2 separate regions of the Homo sapiens genome follow, and region 1 is linked to region 2. A link is a loop called in an ENCODE intact Hi-C map of the cell type or tissue named here. Cell type or tissue: K562. All regions are shown on one strand. Each heading gives the region's core, and the rest is flanking DNA. Links, peaks and the distances in the headings are about the cores only. Region 1 has its middle 200 kb from the start of LINC02404. Region 2 overlaps LOC105369896 (a long non-coding RNA gene).

Region 1 (5,391 bases), core at 74-5,073, 95 kb before region 2:
GCACCTCTGTGATCAGAAGCAATGATCAGCAATCAGAGCAGAAATCCCTGATATTTGGAAGACTGAGTCCACTTTTCCTACCTTGGCCTCCTCAAGCTGTGTGCAAGCCGCTCCTAGAGCAAATGCACAGCTGTCTGCCATTGGCTGAAGAGTGGGGAATGGGTAGCTGCTCCTTTGCCAAGAGCTAAAATAGACCAAAATTAACTGCAATTTACCATCCAGGCCTTCCCCGCTGGAAGCTGCAAATGTACAATAGACTTCAGAGTTCCAAAACAGTTACATTAGACAGATCCTGCAAATGCAGTTGCTGGATAGGTGGGAAGACAGATGTTTGGTGTTTCCTACTCTGTCATCTCAGATTCCCTGTATTTCTTCTCTTCCTTCAAGATCTTTTATGCATTGCTTTAGTTAATATATTACACTATAATTGTTTGCTTATGTATTTGCACCTGGAACAGAACCAAGAGACCCAATTGCCATCCTCTACTTTGTTCTTAGTAAAAGAACTATAATTTTATTTTGAATAGCTTTCTATCCAGCTAAAAACCTGTATTCCCTCTGACCCTCTTGCTGCTAGGCTACCCACTCGACACAGTTCTAATCAATGAGAACAACTAGAATATTGCTGGTGGTTTTAAGATAAATTTTGGCTTCCTAATATAGGCATAGCCTCCTTCTTCATAACTGGAATTTTGATGAGAGGCTAGACACAGAGCATGCATTTTGGAGCCATGTGGTAACCATGAAAATAAAAGCCATGTATGAAGGATGACGAAACAAGATAAAAAGGAAGCTATAGTGACATTATGAAACTCTGTACCATGCCTGGGTATGTATTACAGATTTTTTAAATACAATAAAATATCAACCTGTTTGATGAAGCCAGTGTTTCTATTTTCTTTTAACATCACAAAATACATAAAAAATTGAAATATTTAATACTTGCATGGAAAGGGAAATTCATGGGCAAAGTCGAATATTCAAAATACTCTTCTCTCAGAGGAATGGAGGTTCATTATCTTGTCGCACCTGTAACACATTGGCAAAACAAGAATGCAATTATATAGCACACCTGTTTGGAATCTTGGCTAAGATTGCCTTTTCAGGCAGCTGAACATAATTTCTTACTAATAGAGTTTCTCTAGCCAGACAATGAGATTATTGAGAGCAAAACTACGCATTATTTATCTTGTTTCTTGCTCACCTAGTATGGCGCTGGAAACTTGGTAGTTATTCAATAAATATTTGTTGAATACATGCAAAGAAAAAAACAACTCAGTGTCCCAGACTAGTTTTCTCACATTTCTGGATCATGCTTTTTTCTGACTCAAAGTTTTTACTCAATTTTCCTTCTGCCTGGAAAAACTTTTTGACTCCTTTCCACATAACCAAATTCTACCTATTCTTTAAAATTCTTCTTAAATTTCACCTCTTCCATGAAATTCCTCACCAATTTATTCTCTTCTCTGTACTCCTCTAACTCTTGTTGAAAGAAAGTTTCGGGGCCGGGCGCGGAAGCTCATGCCTGTAATCCCAGCACTTTGTAAGACGAAGGCGGGCGGTTCACGAGGTCAGGAGCTGGAGACCATCCTGGCTAATCTGGTGAAACCCCATCTCTACTAAAAATACAAAAACTTAGCCAGGTGTGGTAGCACGTGCCTGTAGTCCCAGCTACTCGGGAGGCTGAGGCAGAAGAATCGCAGGCTGAGGCAGAAGAATCGCTTGAATCCGGGAGGCGGAGCTTGCAGTGAGCCGAGATCACGCCACTGCAGTCCAGCCTGGGCAATAAAGGGAGACTCCATCTCAAAAAAAAAAAAAAAGAAAAGAAAGAAAGTTCACTGTTGGATCATCTCATATGGGTATTTTTCAACTAATTGACCAGCTTTTCCATGTTGCCATATAGTAATCGTATTTTTTAATAACAAAATGTTGTACTTTGGCTATTCTTTTCCTAATAACATGTTTTATATTATGAAAATATAAACAACTGATGTTACAAATAAATAAGTTAAATAAAACTAAACAATTTAAAAACTATATTTTGAATGTTCACTTTAAAAAAAATTCCGCCTGAGATGGATCAGCCATAGCTTCTTAAAATATGAATCTAGTGAAGTTTAGCTGAACACACCAAATTGGTCAGAATCCTGTAGTCCCAGCTACTCGGGAGGCTGAGGCAGGAGAATGGCGGGAACCGAAGAGGCGGAGCTTGCAGTGAGCCGAGATGGCGCCACTGCACTCCAGCCTGGGCGACAGAGCGAGACTCCATCTCAAAAAAACAAAAACAAACAAACAAAAAAATTGGTCAGAATCTCCCCCGAAGTAAAAACTGAGTTTTCAGAGCTCCAAAGCTCTTAGAACTGCACTTAAAGAGACTATCATCTGTCCAAAATTTTCACTGAAGATTTGATTTGCAAGTAGGCTTATCAAGGTCTTTGGATGGTAAACCAGGATCAGGACACTTTCCACAAGGTTTTTGTTTTCATGAACAATTATCTGCTGTCTGATTCATCAATCTTAAATATTGTGGAGAGAAGTTCACATTTCTGGAGATAGTTAGATGTCTCTGGATCAGTGCTTAGAATATCCCCTTCAGCTCTAATTTCTTTCCATTGGAATGCCTCTTGACACAGCCAAATTATTATTTACTTACTCTGAAACTTCTTCCTTTGATTTCTTACTTTTCCTGTCCTTCAGCATTTTGCCAAAATTTTTGCTTGGGTTTGTTTGATTGTACATACACACCATCAGAATTTATTGCAATTTGTGACCACGCACAGTGGCTCATGCCTGTAATCCCAGCGGTTTGGGAGGCTGAGGTGGGCAGATCACTTGAGGCCAGGAGTTCGAAACCAGCCTGGGCAACATGGCAAAATTTCATCTCTACTAAAAATACAAAAAATTTAGCTGGGTGTGGTGGTGCGATTTGTAGCCCTATAGTTAGTAAATTGGACACTGATTAAACAGCCTGATATATCACCTTTATACTGCTTTCTTTGAGTTGGCTTTGGAAAATTACTCAGGCTTTAGAAAATTTGAGTCTACCACAAGGAACACTGCCATCTAACATAGCAAGTAGCTTTTTATGTCTAAATGATCCTAGAATGTTTTTGAGTTTGATGTATGTAATGTTTCTAGAATTTACAGCCTTAATATTAAGGCTTTTATTCTCAGATGTAATATGTAGGTAATCTCTTTAAAATTTCTAGTGATAAATATAGTTGAATTGGTGGAGATGGCAAAGAAGAGGCAAATATTGAAAAATGTATACTTGGATTAGAGCCAAAAGCCTCCACTTTGCCTCTTAAAATTTGTGTGGCATTAGGCAATAAATAAGTCACCTTGAGCCTTAATCTTCTGTAAAATGAAGATGATTCTAAACCTACCTATTACACATGGATATCATAAAAATCATATACCATATTCAAAGTGCTTTGTAAATGAAACTATTATTTAAAAAATCTAGCTATATTTACTGGTTATCTAATATCTACACACGAACCCCTCATTTGGTTAATTTATCTCTTGAATATTTCTGTTTTTTTAATCCCCAATTTGCTTCCGGAATGGAATATTTTAGTTCTAGTCTCTCTATTCAATGAAGACAGAAATGTCAACCTTCCTTCTTTAATTTTAAAGCTGAAATAATGGATGAAACATTTATCTTTACCTTCAAGTTTTTATATCATTAATTATATGGGTTGATAGATATTCTAAATATATTGGACATTTAAACACTGATGGCTTATAAATGCATTTCATTTGCGGTTGTGTGGCTTGCCTACCCTTTTGGTGTTCATACTAGATAGGCTTCAATTTTAAAGAAGCAGTTCCATTAAAGTATCTTCAAAACTGAGAAGTCACTTATCATTGACTGGAGAGATTCTATTTCTCCGTAAAATTGGTTGATTCAGTGGGTTTATTTTGAAAGGCTGGTTCACAGTATCATTGAAGTCCTTTAAAAGGAAGTTCATAGGGCCTGTTTACCAGGTAATATTGTCACATGCATTCAACTTGCAACTGTTTTTGAATTCAGAGCCATAAGGCTCTCTGCAGGTATGGCTTTCAGTTGGTTGTAAAATGCTTAAACAGATGGGACATTGTTACTAACATGGATAATATATTTTCATTGTATTAGGGTTGAAAGTGATTTTCCAAATGGCTTAGACAAATGTTTGTGGAATCTGTCCAGTTAATCTACCAAAAATGCAGCCTGGCTTTCAGAAGCAATTTCACTTTTATTAAATGTTTTTGATTAAATATTTAATTCTTGGGAATTACTTACCACATTGTTGAAGAATCTTTGTTAGTTTCTTTTTGGAATCATTATTATTGCATTATTTAACATAATATTGACCTTCACAAACCCATTTAAAATTAAATAGCCATATGTTTTATTGTATATTAGGTGATTCATTAAAAAATCTCAGTAAGGTCTTTTTATATTTTCACAGGTCTCATGAAGTGAAGGTCAAAAGATTGTTTAATAATTATTGGATGAGATGCTATGTATTAGTCCATTTTCATACTGCTATAAAGAACTGCCCGAGACTGGGTAATTTATAGAGGAAAAAGGTTTAATTGACTCACAGTTCAGCATGGCCGGGGAGGCCTCAGGAAACTTACAATCATGGCGGAAGGTGAAGGCGAAGCAAGGTACCCTCTTCATAAGGCAGGAGGAAGGAGAAGTGCCCAGTGAAGGGGAAAGAGCCCCTTATAAAACCATCAGATCTCGTGAGAACTCACTCACTATCCCAAGAACATCATGGGGGAAACTGCCCCTATGATTGCACTACTTCCACCTGGTCTCTCCCTTAACATGTGGGGATTATGGGGATTACAATTCAAAATGAGATTTGGGTGGGGATACAAAGTCTAACCATATCATGCTGTAACAGGGGTCCAAAGATCAAATAAATTGCTCACTCTCCAACCTAAGAATTAGCCACAGCATAGTAATGGCATCTATTTATTCAACCAACAAATTGAGTAATTTCAACTTGCTGTAATTAGGGCTATAGAGGAGATATAATGCTTATTGGCTATGTGGACTACATAAGTTACTCATTCTGTCCCTGCCTCAATTTCCCTATTAAGATGGAGGATATTAACAATATACACCTCCAGAGTTGTTTGAAGAGGCAAATGAGATATGACTGCCTGGTACAAATGGAAACTCTATATAGTGAAAAAACAAACAAGAAAACAGACAATAATGACCTAAAAAAATTAAAGTTTTAAATAATTTGGAGTTTGCAATATTTCAACACCATTTTTGCACTTCCTCAAATTTCTCAGCTGATAATATCTTAGTAACTAAGTATTAATTTTTATTATTTCTCAAGTTCTTTGAGTCTCTAAAATTGCTACATTCCTGTCTATTGTTATTAA
Region 2 (5,391 bases), core at 148-5,147:
AGATTAATTGTAAGTAACGTTATCACTGTGGGACAGCGTAGTGTGTTTGGGAAAACTTAGTCTTTTTTGTAAGTTTTAACTGATGATCTATGTTGAGGGTCGTATCATGAGAGTCCCGTTAAGTTTAGATATATTAATTCAACAAATAATTATTGAACATCCACTAAATGCCAAGTATTGTCTTAAACAGGAATGACTAAGACAGACATGTTTTCCACTGTGAAGCTTAGATTTTATGGGAGAAAGACACAGTAAACACAAATCATTAAAGAATTAAGTAGTTTCAACTGTGTTAAGTTCTTTCAGGAAATTAACGATGATATTTAAATATGAAGGGAAGCCTGATACTCTCTAAGGAGTCAATAAAGACTCATCTGAATAAGTGACATTCAAGCTGAGACTTGAAAGATATGTGGACATTAATTAGATAAAAAGTTTGGACAATGGGTGAAGGGAAGTGGGACACAGGGATTGTTCTAGGCACATTCAAAAGTCCTGAAATAAGCAGAAATAAGCTTGCTTAGCTCAAGGATATGAAAGAAAGTCAATTTGGCTGGTGTGTGGTAGCGACAGGGAAGATGAGGAAGGAATGAAGTTGAGCCAGATTGGGGAAAGTTTATGCAGGGCCTGCGGCCTAGTTAAAGCATTTTGACCTTTAAAAGCAATGGGAAGTCACTGAGTGATTTCTAAAAAGGGTTCTAGACCAGTTTAGGAAAGAGATAAGGGCCAGATAAATAGACACTGCTCTTGTTTGTAAGGGCCAGGGAACCACTTCTTCATTGGTGTTAACTCCCATTTTACGGAAGCTCAACTACAAGAACTCGTAAGGTCTCCTATCTCTCCATGTACTCAGCACCAGGGAATGGAGGCATGGTTGTTAAATGTGAGAAGAAACTCGGCATGCTTGGCCCTTTTCCATCCTTGGAAGTCAGTATGTGCTTTCAGTCACTTTCCCCTCTACTAATCCTTGTGCTGAGACAGCCTCTGCTGCTGAGGGTGAGGATTTGAGAATTGTGGCTTTTGGAAAAAGCGATATCAAGATCCAGCATTTTTAAAAATATATATATGTTGGCTGGGAACATTGAAAAACGAAATGAATAATTTGGGGGGGCAAAATATACATAGCGAGTGATGAAGCATCTGGTGTTGCCAGAGTATATGGCTTAGGGCTTTAAATTTTATATGCGGGCAGGATGTTTTGATGTTGGTGGCTTTTGAAATGTTATATGGATCCACTTTAAACTGCTGCAGCCTGAATGAAGGCTTAAAACTTTGGGTCAAAGGTTTTTTACTTAGGTGAGTGACCTCAGACTATAATAGGTTTGTCACACCCAAGTGGGGTCTTTCTATAGAGGCAGCAACCTGAGTACACACAGACCTCAAGAAAGGCTTTCAGACCACAGCAAAGATACTTGGGCTTGCCAAAAGTGCTCAGGTGGTGAAGGTGCATAAAGGAGGTTCAGTAAAGGTCTGAACACTTTTTAGATTGTGTCAAAGGACTTCAGCCAAGCAGATTTTGGCAAACCGATGATGGTTTTAGCAATTAACAGGCAATTTCAATGTGTGGGCTGGTGTAGAGCACTATTACAGTCACCATAAGGCTTGGCACTGCAGGCTAGAATGAGGTGTGCAGAGACTACTAGCTAGTTTTGACCTGTTTTCTCTTCTTACAGGTTGCATCTAGATCCCATTTCCAGTCTCTCTTGCAGTTAGCTGGGTCCATATGATTGAGTTTTCGCTGATGGAATTTGAGTGGTAATGGTGGTGTACCATTTTCAGCCCTGCCTCATATAAACCTTCCTGGTACCTTCCTCTCTGCTTTAGTCCTCTCCATCAGCTTAGTCAGCTGAACAAGGTGACCTTGAAAGCCACCTGGGGAAGATGGTGGAACTAAGGAGAAAATTCAGAAGTATCAAACATAGTAGATCTTGCTTCCCCCTGAAGAGTAAATGCTTAGGATTTAATTTATCATCTTGCTGGTAGGTTTCTATCAGTTGAGATTAAGTCCATTGGTTATAGATAATGGATCGATTAGACTGACATCCTAATGACACTAGAAACAAGCAGAATGTCCCCTTCCACGCTTTCCTTCACTCAAATAATGTGAAAGAGATTTGCTATTTCTTTAATATATCATTGAGTACTGAATTTCTAATTTTACATAAGAGAAAAGCTATTCTAGGAGCTGGGGACTGTACTGTCTGAAAAAAACTAACTGACTTGAGGCCAGTGCTGTAATAATCTTGGAAGTTTGGACGCCATTACTGTGAGGTAAAAATATTAAACTCACAATAAGATACTGCTACACACCTACAAGTGGATAAAATTAAAAAGACAATTAATAACCAAAACTCTCAGTATTACCATAGGAGTATAAAATTATACATCTATTTGATAGTTTATTGTAAAATTAAATATGTTTCTACCATATTACTCAGGAATTCTACTCCTAAGTATTCATCCAAGAAAAATGAAAATTTACTCACTAGAATCCTTGTACAACACTGCCATATATATATGTATGCAAGTGTGGGTGTGTGTATATATATATATATATATATATATATATATATATATATAGGCTCTATACCAACAGAAAGTATTTAGATCAAAAGTACATTATGTACATATCATAAACTCCAAGAAGCTGGAATCAGCTCAGACATCCATCAACAGGAGAATTAATTTAAAAAAACCATTACACTGTGGTATATTTATGCAGTAGAATATCACTCTGTAATAAAAAGGAATGAACTATCAATACATATAACAACATAAATGAATTTCAAAAAATATGCTGAGTGAAAGAAGACACCTCAGAGTACACACTTTATGATTCTGTGTATACATATTTCTGGATCAGGCAAAATTGATCTTTGGTAAGAGAAATCAGAACAATGGCCCCTTCTTGATGGACAGGAATTTCTTGGCAAGTGGCTCAAGGGAATTTTCTGGAGTGACAGAAACATTCTACTACTTAATGCAAGTGTGGGTGTATATATTTGTCAAAACTGCTTGAATTGTACACTTAACATCTGCACATGACACTATTTGTAAATCACTCCTCAGTGGAAACATAAATAATAAATAATCTCTACATTAAAAAATGAGGCATAAAATTCTGATATATGAAAGAACCATATCCATGCCACCCTAGGCTTGAACTTCTAAAGGAGCCTGAAATCTACCCAGGCATCGAGAACATCTCCAACCACAACCATGAATAGTAGGTCATACAGAGATGAATTTTTGACTCTTTTCTGTGAACTTTTAATTCATGTGGAATTTGATTTTGATTTTAATTCTATTGAAATTGAAATTTTATTGAATCTTCAGCCTCTCTCTGGTAATTTTATAATGTCAGGGAGCTTATATTCACATTTTGATTATCTATTGGGGTTAAATTTTTTACTAGATAATCTTTATTTTTTTTTTATCATATGGGTATCCTAACGTGGTTCTTTAATTTTACTGGAGAATCCCCAACATGCTAGGTTGCACAACATGGCTGAACATAATTTGGGATGGACAAAGGAATACAGAGCAAAATTTTTGCTGTTGGTACAGAGGCTACAGATCAAATTGACACTACCTGCTGGGGTCCCAGGAGGATACTCAAAATGGAGAGACTTGACATGGTCCCCAACTGTGGTAAGTGGGCAGGGAATTGCGAGGGCCATTTAGCTGACTCATTTGCTCCCCATATAAAGCTGAGTCCTCCTTCTTAACTGTAGCAATATAAAAGTTATTTTATTCTCTATCTGCAGACTTGTCTTACATCTCAATTAAGAATTTGGGTAAGATGGAGAGGTAGCTGTGTCTTTAGAGCTGATATTTAAAATCAATAACATTTCAATTATCCACAGAGAGCATGCACAAATAAATACAAAGAGGACTGAGAAAGAATTCTTAAGGTATATTATTTATAAAGGATCTGAAAGAATAAGAAGAGTCAGTGAATTAAATAGAGAATGAGTGACTGAGAGGTAGGAGAAGCTACAGAAAGAGAGAGACAGCCAATGAGAAGCTTTAAGAAGATCCAGTCAGTCAGATTCAGTGATACACAGCTCTAAGAGAAGGACAAATCAGAAAGGCAATTTTGCATTCCAATATCCATTCAATTGCAAAATACATGACAGTCTCCAAAAAGCCTTGCAATACACTGTCATTGTTCATTGCTGGCGTGTAATCATTATTGAAATGAACATGAGTTCCTGAAGGGACGAGATTGTGTACTGTTCATTTTGCGTGCCTAGCCCCCATTGGCAATGAGCAATGTATTTGTGCAATAAATGGTCTTATATTCCCTCTCCTCAATCTTGAGTAGATATTTTTATTGTGTTTGTTTTACAGGTAAAGAAGTAAAATACTTGGCCAGAATCACCAATTTCAGTTAGTGACTGAGCCAGACTCCTGATAATTGATACCGCGCTGTTTAATAGCAGTAAAACATTCAAATCTCACCTCTCTCACTTCCTTTACATCTTTGTTCAAATGTTAATTTCTCAATCAGGCGAACCCTGAAGATTTCATTTAAAATAACACTTCCTTCTCCAACCATTCACCCTATTCTACGGCTCTTCACCACAATTCTTTCTTTTCTTTTCTTTTCTTTTTTTTTTTATTATACTTTAAGTTCTGGGATACATGTGTAGAATGTGCAGTTTTGTTACATATGTTATACAATTTCGAATATGTTATACAATTTCGAATATGTTATACAATTAACTTATTTGTTGTATTTCTAACTTACCATTGATCCAGGATGGAAGCTAGAGTAGAAATATTTTTGTCAGCTTTCTTTCTTTTCTTTTTTCTTTTTTCTTTTTTTTTTTTTTTTGAGACAGAGTCTAGCTCTGTCACCCAGGCTGGAGTGCAGTGGCCAGTCTCGGCTCACTGCAACCTCCACCTCCCGAGTTCAAGCGATTCTCCTGCCTCAGCCTCAGCCTCCTGAGTAACTGGGATTACAGGCACTCACCACCACCCCCAGTTAATTTTTGTATTTTTAGTAGAGACGGGGTTTCGCCATGTTGGCCAGACGGGTCTTGAACTCTTGACCTCAGGTGATCTGTCTGCCTCGGCCTCCCAAAGTGCCTGTATTATAGGAGTGAGCCACTGCGCTCGGCCGTTTTTGTCAGCTTTCTTCACAGATATAGTCCAGATGTTTTCAAGAGTGACTGGCATTAACTAGATATTTAAAAATTATATTTGTTGAATTAATTAAAAGGTACAGCTTTTTGGAAGCATAAGAAAATGAAACAACACTTTTATAGTCACAGAATTTAATTGGGTTTTAGAAAATATTAAACTCTAGCTTTTTCACTTTTCATCATTATAAAATTCCTGAAGCTAATCAATGAGCAAAACATTAGTAGTACTGCTACTTCATGT

Evidence for each region. A loop is a pair of places that touch in the nucleus more often than their neighbours do. Peaks named below come from ENCODE experiments on the same cell type or tissue, not always from the same donor. Only the 100,000 strongest peaks of a DNase experiment are listed, where the experiment ranks them.
Region 1: a loop joins it to region 2, with 2.1 times the contacts of the local background. A loop is called at or near these places in 3 of 110 quality-filtered maps.

The regions. Positions count from the first base shown.
Region 1 is chr12:91,676,428-91,681,818 of GRCh38, reverse strand. No RefSeq gene overlaps it. Among named protein-coding and RNA genes, the nearest start is that of LINC02404, 200 kb to the left of the region's middle. In K562, for the core only: no CTCF peak of the experiment used is centred there; a DNase peak (open chromatin) is centred at 2,132; H3K4me3 peaks cover 1,090 bases.
Region 2 is chr12:91,581,749-91,587,139 of GRCh38, reverse strand. The region is part of intron 1 of LOC105369896 (a long non-coding RNA gene); the gene reads left to right. Among named protein-coding and RNA genes, the nearest start is that of LINC02823, 260 kb to the right of the region's middle. In K562, for the core only: no CTCF peak of the experiment used is centred there; no DNase peak of the experiment used is centred there.